Linked DNA regions of Homo sapiens: regions 2 and 3 are each linked to region 1. A link is a loop called in an ENCODE intact Hi-C map of the cell type or tissue named here. Cell type or tissue: heart right ventricle. All regions are shown on one strand.

What was found. A loop is a pair of places that touch in the nucleus more often than their neighbours do. Peaks named below come from ENCODE experiments on the same cell type or tissue, not always from the same donor. Only the 100,000 strongest peaks of a DNase experiment are listed, where the experiment ranks them.
Region 2: it touches region 1 in a loop (3-fold over the local background); 13 of 110 quality-filtered maps call a loop at or near these places.
Region 3: a loop joins it to region 1, with 4 times the contacts of the local background. A loop is called at or near these places in 23 of 110 quality-filtered maps.

Annotation. Positions count from the first base shown.
Region 1 is chr17:40,475,262-40,477,761 of GRCh38, reverse strand. It overlaps TNS4 (tensin 4), which reads left to right. Exons shown (of 13, transcript NM_032865.6): 13 at 33-1,928. The coding sequence ends at 174. Among named protein-coding and RNA genes, the nearest start is that of TNS4, 25 kb to the left of the region's middle. In heart right ventricle, a CTCF peak has its summit at 1,476 (motif pointing right); a DNase peak (open chromatin) is centred at 1,441; H3K27ac peaks cover 529 bases.
Region 2 is chr17:40,357,294-40,359,793 of GRCh38, reverse strand. It overlaps RARA (retinoic acid receptor alpha), which reads right to left. Exons shown (of 9, transcript NM_000964.4): 9 at 2,151-2,500. Among named protein-coding and RNA genes, the nearest start is that of GJD3-AS1, 4.3 kb to the left of the region's middle. In heart right ventricle, CTCF peaks have their summits at 933 and 1,139 (motif pointing left); a DNase peak (open chromatin) is centred at 1,133; H3K27ac peaks cover 1,141 bases.
Region 3 is chr17:40,398,127-40,400,626 of GRCh38, reverse strand. TOP2A (DNA topoisomerase II alpha) reads left to right here. Exons shown (of 35, transcript NM_001067.4): 22 at 1-98; 23 at 218-418; 24 at 560-755; 25 at 1,496-1,587; 26 at 1,690-1,854; 27 at 1,986-2,069. Among named protein-coding and RNA genes, the nearest start is that of TOP2A, 19 kb to the left of the region's middle. In heart right ventricle, CTCF peaks have their summits at 1,139 and 1,345 (motif pointing left); no DNase peak of the experiment used is centred here.

The sequences.
Region 1 (2,500 bases):
CACCCCTCACTCAGACTGCCCTCCCCCACCAGGATCTTTGGGTTTGTGGCCAAGAGCCAGACAGAGCCTCAGGAGAACGTATGCCACCTCTTTGCGGAGTATGACATGGTCCAGCCAGCCTCGCAGGTCATCGGCCTGGTGACTGCTCTGCTGCAGGACGCAGAAAGGATGTAGGGGAGAGACTGCCTGTGCACCTAACCAACACCTCCAGGGGCTCGCTAAGGAGCCCCCCTCCACCCCCTGAATGGGTGTGGCTTGTGGCCATATTGACAGACCAATCTATGGGACTAGGGGGATTGGCATCAAGTTGACACCCTTGAACCTGCTATGGCCTTCAGCAGTCACCATCATCCAGACCCCCCGGGCCTCAGTTTCCTCAATCATAGAAGAAGACCAATAGACAAGATCAGCTGTTCTTAGATGCTGGTGGGCATTTGAACATGCTCCTCCATGATTCTGAAGCATGCACACCTCTGAAGACCCCTGCATGAAAATAACCTCCAAGGACCCTCTGACCCCATCGACCTGGGCCCTGCCCACACAACAGTCTGAGCAAGAGACCTGCAGCCCCTGTTTCGTGGCAGACAGCAGGTGCCTGGCGGTGACCCACGGGGCTCCTGGCTTGCAGCTGGTGATGGTCAAGAACTGACTACAAAACAGGAATGGATAGACTCTATTTCCTTCCATATCTGTTCCTCTGTTCCTTTTCCCACTTTCTGGGTGGCTTTTTGGGTCCACCCAGCCAGGATGCTGCAGGCCAAGCTGGGTGTGGTATTTAGGGCAGCTCAGCAGGGGGAACTTGTCCCCATGGTCAGAGGAGACCCAGCTGTCCTGCACCCCCTTGCAGATGAGTATCACCCCATCTTTTCTTTCCACTTGGTTTTTATTTTTATTTTTTTTTGAGACAGAGTCTCACTGTCACCCAGGCTGAACTGCAGTGGTGTGATCTAGGCTCACTGCAACCTCCACCTCCCAGGTTCAAGCAATTATCCTGCCTCAGGCTCCCAAGTAGCTGGGATTACAGGCATGTGCAACTCACCCAGCTAATTTTGTATTTTTAGTAGAGACAGGGTTTCACCATGTTGGCCAGGCTGGTCTTGAACTCCTGACCGCAGGTAATCCACCTGCTTCGGCCTCCCAAAGTGCTGGGATTACAGGCGCAAGCCACCCAGCCCAGCTTCTTTCCATTCCTTGATAGGCGAGTATTCCAAAGCTGGTATCGTAGCTGCCCTAATGTTGCATATTAGGCGGCGGGGGCAGAGATAAGGGCCATCTCTCTGTGATTCTGCCTCAGCTCCTGTCTTGCTGAGCCCTCCCCCAACCCACGCTCCAACACACACACACACACACACACACACACACACACACACACACACACACACACACACACACGCCCCTCTACTGCTATGTGGCTTCAACCAGCCTCACAGCCACACGGGGGAAGCAGAGAGTCAAGAATGCAAAGAGGCCGCTTCCCTAAGAGGCTTGGAGGAGCTGGGCTCTATCCCACACCCACCCCCACCCCACCCCCACCCAGCCTCCAGAAGCTGGAACCATTTCTCCCGCAGGCCTGAGTTCCTAAGGAAACCACCCTACCGGGGTGGAAGGGAGGGTCAGGGAAGAAACCCACTCTTGCTCTACGAGGAGCAAGTGCCTGCCCCCTCCCAGCAGCCAGCCCTGCCAAAGTTGCATTATCTTTGGCCAAGGCTGGGCCTGACGGTTATGATTTCAGCCCTGGGCCTGCAGGAGAGGCTGAGACCAGCCCACCCAGCCAGTGGTCGAGCACTGCCCCGCCGCCAAAGTCTGCAGAATGTGAGATGAGGTTCTCAAGGTCACAGGCCCCAGTCCCAGCCTGGGGGCTGGCAGAGGCCCCCATATACTCTGCTACAGCTCCTATCATGAAAAATAAAATGTTTGTCTTTGCAAAACAGTAAGTTCTGAGGCAGTCAGGGCTGTGCCCTTGGAAATGGAGACCTGAAGAGAGAAGGGGGACTGACTTGGGAGGGCGTGGCTGTGTCTTAGGGGAGACCAGGTGTGCCACACTCCCTCCCGCACCCCTGGCCACGGCGCTACAGGCTCAGCAGGCTTCCACTTCGTAAACCATTGCTTAAACCACTCTGTGTCCCCCACATGCCCAACACGCTTGTTCTTCTTTCTTCATCGCCCCTTTCCTGCCACTCTGCCAGGGAAACAAAAGGATTGTGATTTCCCGGGGCCCAAAGTGAGTGTGTACGGTGCCCCTGACGGATTCCAAGGTCTCACTCAGCCCCCACTGAGAGACAAGGAGAGGCGGGCAAAACATGAACCCCTCAAGAGGAGTCCGGAAGAGTCCCCGAACCCAGATGGCCCCAGAGCTGCCAGCTCCGCCCTGAAGAGCTGGACTGTGGTCGGGTGTGGTGGCTCGCACCTGTAATCCCAGCACTTTGGGAGGCCAAAGCGGGAGGATGGATTGAACCTAGGAGTTCGAGACCAGCCTGGGCAACATAGGGAGACCCTGTCT
Region 2 (2,500 bases), 120 kb after region 1:
GGCACAACTTTTTTGTTTTTATTTTTATTCTTTGAGACAGGGTCTCCATCTGTTGCCCAGACTAGAGTGCAGTGGTGTTATCACGGCTCACTGCAGCCTCAACCTCCAGGGATCCAGCAACTCTCCCACCTGAGCCCCCCCCCCAAGTAGCTGACACCACAGATGCACACTACAAGGCTAGGCTAATTTTTGTATTTTTTTTTGTAGAGGCAGGGTTTCACCATGTTGCCCAGGCTGGTCTTGAACTCCTGGACTCAAGTGATCCGTCAGCCTCTGCCTCCCAAAGTTCTGAGATTACAGGCTTGCGCCACTGCGCCCAGCCTCAGGCACAACTTTAGAATGTCCAACTGGACATTGGCATAAGTGAAAACCCTGGGCCCAAACCCTGTTTTACATGTAAAACATTAAGGGTTTTGAGGCCAGGCACGGTGGCTCACGCCTGTAATCCCAGCACTTTGGGAGGCCGAGGCGGGCGGATCATGAGGTCAGGAGATCGAGACCATCCTGGCCAACACAGTGAAACCCCGTCTCTACTAAAAATACAAAAATTAGCCGGGTGTGGCGACGTGTGCCAGTAGTCCCAGCTGCTGGGGAGGCTGAGGCAGGAGAATGGCAATGGCGTGAACCCGGGAGGCGGAGCTTGCAGTGAGCCGAGATTGCGCCACTGCCCTCCAGCCTGGGTGACACAGCAAGACTCTGTCTCAAAAAATAAAAGAAAAGAAAAGATAAAGAAAAAACCATTAAGGGTTTTGTTTGGGCTTTTTTTGCATTGTTTTATTATAGATCAAACATGCCGATTTTTATTCCAACATCCACCCATGCTCTTTAATGTTCCTGGGCTTCTTGTACAGAATGGCTTCCAACCTTCTTTTAAATCCAAATGTATTCATTCAAAAGAGGGGCAAGCATTAATCTATTGAAACACATAGCACTGCCCCTCAATTTATCCTTTATAATACGGTTGTGACAACATATTGATCTGTGAAATCACGTGTACAGGTACAGTATGTTAGATTTCATTTCAGACTCGTAAAGATGTTAGAAAATATTTACTGGAGGAAAAGCGCCTCGGTCCCCGCGGTTGCCTCCAGCCTAGGGCGGCCGGTGAGTCAAGCAAGGCGCTGCCGCCACCTGGTGGTTAATGTAGAAATGGCAGGCAGCCTCTAGCAGAAGGAACCCTTTGCCTTACTCCCTCCCGGCTAGGCCCCCACAGCTTCCATCCCAATCCTGTGTTCTTGTTAAGTTTCTTTCTTCTTTTTCTTTCTTTCTTTCCTTTCTTTCTTCTTTCTTTTTTCTTTTCTTTCTTTCTTTCTTTCCTTTCTGTCCTTTCTTTCCTTCCCTTTCTTTCTCTTTCGTCCTTTCCCTTTCCTTTCTCCTTTCTTTCCTTCCTTCCTTCTTTCTTTTTCTTTCTTTCTTTCTTATTTGAGACGGAGTCCTGCTCTGTCGCCCAGGCTGGAGTGCAATGGCACGATCTCGGCTCACTGCAAGCTCCAGCTCCCAGGTTCAAGCAATTCTCTTGCCTCAGCCTCCCTAATAGCTGGGATTACAGGCGCCCGCCACCACGCCCAGCTAACTTTTTTGTATTTTTAGTAGAGACGGGGTTTCACCATGTTGGCCAGGCTGGTTTTGAACTCCTGACCTCAAGTGATCCGCCCACCTCAGCCTCCCAAAGTGCTGGAATTACAGGCATGAGCCACTGCGCCAGGCCTCTTGTTAGGTTTCTATGAGTCCCTGACCCCAGCTCCTGTGCCATCTGTCATTCCTGCCGTGATGGTGAAGGCTTCCCAAGGACCAGAAATGTCTAGGGGTGGCTCCGGCTTCCTCCCTCAGACTGGGGGTTCCCTGAAGGTGGGGGCAGCTTTCCTCCTCTTCTCTCCCACTCCCAGACTGGGGCTCCTTGACATGGGCAGTGTGGATCCCCAGACTGAGGGCTTCCCAAGGGGCAGGACTTTCTCCTTCTCAGCATCTCCAAAGACCCCAGCACAAGGTAAGCCTCAGAAGGCAGCTTGGAAGGGTGCCCTGGCCAGCCCCTTGGCCCCAGTGCTCATTCCTGGCCATCACAGGCCCAGAGCACATGACGAAACCCATCCCAAGCCCCCAGACCAGACGCCAAGAGGAGGGGGTGGAGGCAGCAAGGCTGGAGGCATGTGTAGAATAAATAGAACTTTATTCTTTATCCAGTAGATCTCAGTGGAAAGCCCAACAGTAACAGGTGCACCCACGGGCTCCAGGGGAAGGGGCCCCAACCCCTGGTGAAGGAGGTCGGGGCAGAGCCAGCTCCCCCAGCTGGGGGTGCAGGGGTGAGGGGAGACCCCCCTGTAGGCCCGTCCTGCGGGGTAAGGAGGGGGCACGGGGGTGGGACAGGTTGGGGGTGGGGGGCAGGCCAGGGAAATGGAGGAACTCGGGCCAAGTGTGTGTCGGCCCATCTACTGTCCAGTGTGTGTGTGTTTGTGTGTGTGCGCACGCGCATGTGTGTGGTGTCTGGGGGCCCTATGGGGGT
Region 3 (2,500 bases), 77 kb after region 1:
AACTGGCTCCAAATCAATATGTGATTAGTGGTGAAGTAGCTATTCTTAATTCTACAACCATTGAAATCTCAGAGCTTCCCGTCAGAACATGGACCCAGGTAAATAATTATGGATTTCTTTTTTAGGTTTGTGATCAAAAGAAATACCTTTTGTACTATTGCTGTTGACTATTCAGAAGCCTATATTTTAGAAACTTCAGGATTATTTCTTTCTTTAGACATACAAAGAACAAGTTCTAGAACCCATGTTGAATGGCACCGAGAAGACACCTCCTCTCATAACAGACTATAGGGAATACCATACAGATACCACTGTGAAATTTGTTGTGAAGATGACTGAAGAAAAACTGGCAGAGGCAGAGAGAGTTGGACTACACAAAGTCTTCAAACTCCAAACTAGTCTCACATGCAACTCTATGGTATGTATTTGTTTTGTGAGATGTACACGTTTCAATTTATATTAAAGATTAATATCAATTTTAAAAGTATATCTTAGTCTACCTTTATAAAGTTTAGCCAATTTGTCTATTCTTGGCTCTAATCTTGTTTTCCTTTTTCAGGTGCTTTTTGACCACGTAGGCTGTTTAAAGAAATATGACACGGTGTTGGATATTCTAAGAGACTTTTTTGAACTCAGACTTAAATATTATGGATTAAGAAAAGAATGGCTCCTAGGAATGCTTGGTGCTGAATCTGCTAAACTGAATAATCAGGCTCGCTTTATCTTAGAGAAAATAGATGGCAAAATAATCATTGGTATGTTTTGGGAATAATAACTGCTTACTAAAACTCTAGTTACGCCAAACTTTCTTTAAACATTTTTGGTGAGAGTAATGGTGGAGAAAGAGGCAAAATCCATTTAATTCACCTGGTCACTTATACACGCATTTCTTTAAAATATCTGATTAGGTATTTATAGTTTGAAAGAGATGATGTTTCCTTGACTGAGCATCTTGAGAAATCAAGATTTAGTTGACAATTAGACATGAGGAGAATAGAGAGCTAGAAGACCTTGCATAAACTGATTGACCAAGAGAATAGATACACTAATCATGTCTACAGGAACAGAAAATAAAAGAGACAGAGAAGAGATAATAAATCTGATGGTAAAAAAAAAAAAAGGCAGGAAGATTACGAATGGCTTCTACTCTCTGGGTGTGGTGGCGCATGCCTGTAATCTCAGCACTTGAGCTGGGGAGGTCAAGGCTGCAGTGAGCCTAGGTAGTGCCACTGCACTCCAGCCTGGACACAAGAGTGAGAGAGACCCTGTCTCCAAAAAAAAATGATTTGATCATATATGATTTGACTGCCCCCTTGTGGTAATTTACATTTGTCAATGGTTTAGGGAGACTTGCCTGTATACCGGGATATACAAATTTATGCAAGCACGAAGACAGTTTAATTTCCAGTTTTAAACTTTTGACTTGTGTAAAACCTTATCCCCTTCCTAAAATATTACTCAAAATCATTATCTCTGTTTACTTTTTTAAAAATAGAAAATAAGCCTAAGAAAGAATTAATTAAAGTTCTGATTCAGAGGGGATATGATTCGGATCCTGTGAAGGCCTGGAAAGAAGCCCAGCAAAAGGTAATCTTGGGTGGCACTTTTCTATATTGTTAAAGACTATGTATTGTACAATGTTTATGTTTCACATTTTCTAATAAAGCTAGATTTTAATTAATCCTTTAGGTTCCAGATGAAGAAGAAAATGAAGAGAGTGACAACGAAAAGGAAACTGAAAAGAGTGACTCCGTAACAGATTCTGGACCAACCTTCAACTATCTTCTTGATATGCCCCTTTGGTATTTAACCAAGGAAAAGAAAGATGAACTCTGCAGGCTAAGAAATGAAAAAGTGAGTTGATAGTAGGATGGTACATGCTGCTTAGTTTTGTTCTATTCTAATGGTAAAAGTAAAATTGTGTGTTGCATGAAAATGCTGCTTGTATACATATATTAACTCAATTTTGTAATTATCTTATGAAGGAACAAGAGCTGGACACATTAAAAAGAAAGAGTCCATCAGATTTGTGGAAAGAAGACTTGGCTACATTTATTGAAGAATTGGAGGTATGTAGTTTATAATGCCCATGTTAGAATTTTTATTAATGAAATAATATATTCCAGCAGTATACCTTTGTCAAGATAGTTCACAATTGGCAATAAAAAGAAAATAAGAGGCATAAGGATAAATTCCAAATAGCGTATAAAAGAACAGATTATTGGCCAGGTGCAGTGGCTCACGCTGGTAATCCCAGCATTTTGGAAGGCTGAGTTGGGTGGATCACTTGAGGTCAGGGGTTCAAGACCAGCCTGGCCAACATGGTAAAACCCCATTTCTACTAAAAACACAAAAATTAGCCAGGCATGATGGTGCATACCAGTTACTCAGGAGGCTGAGGCAGGAGAATTGCTTGAACCGAGAGGCAGAGGTTGCAGTGAACCGAGATCACACCACTGCACTCCAGCCTAGGCAACACAGCAAGACTCCGTCTCAAAAA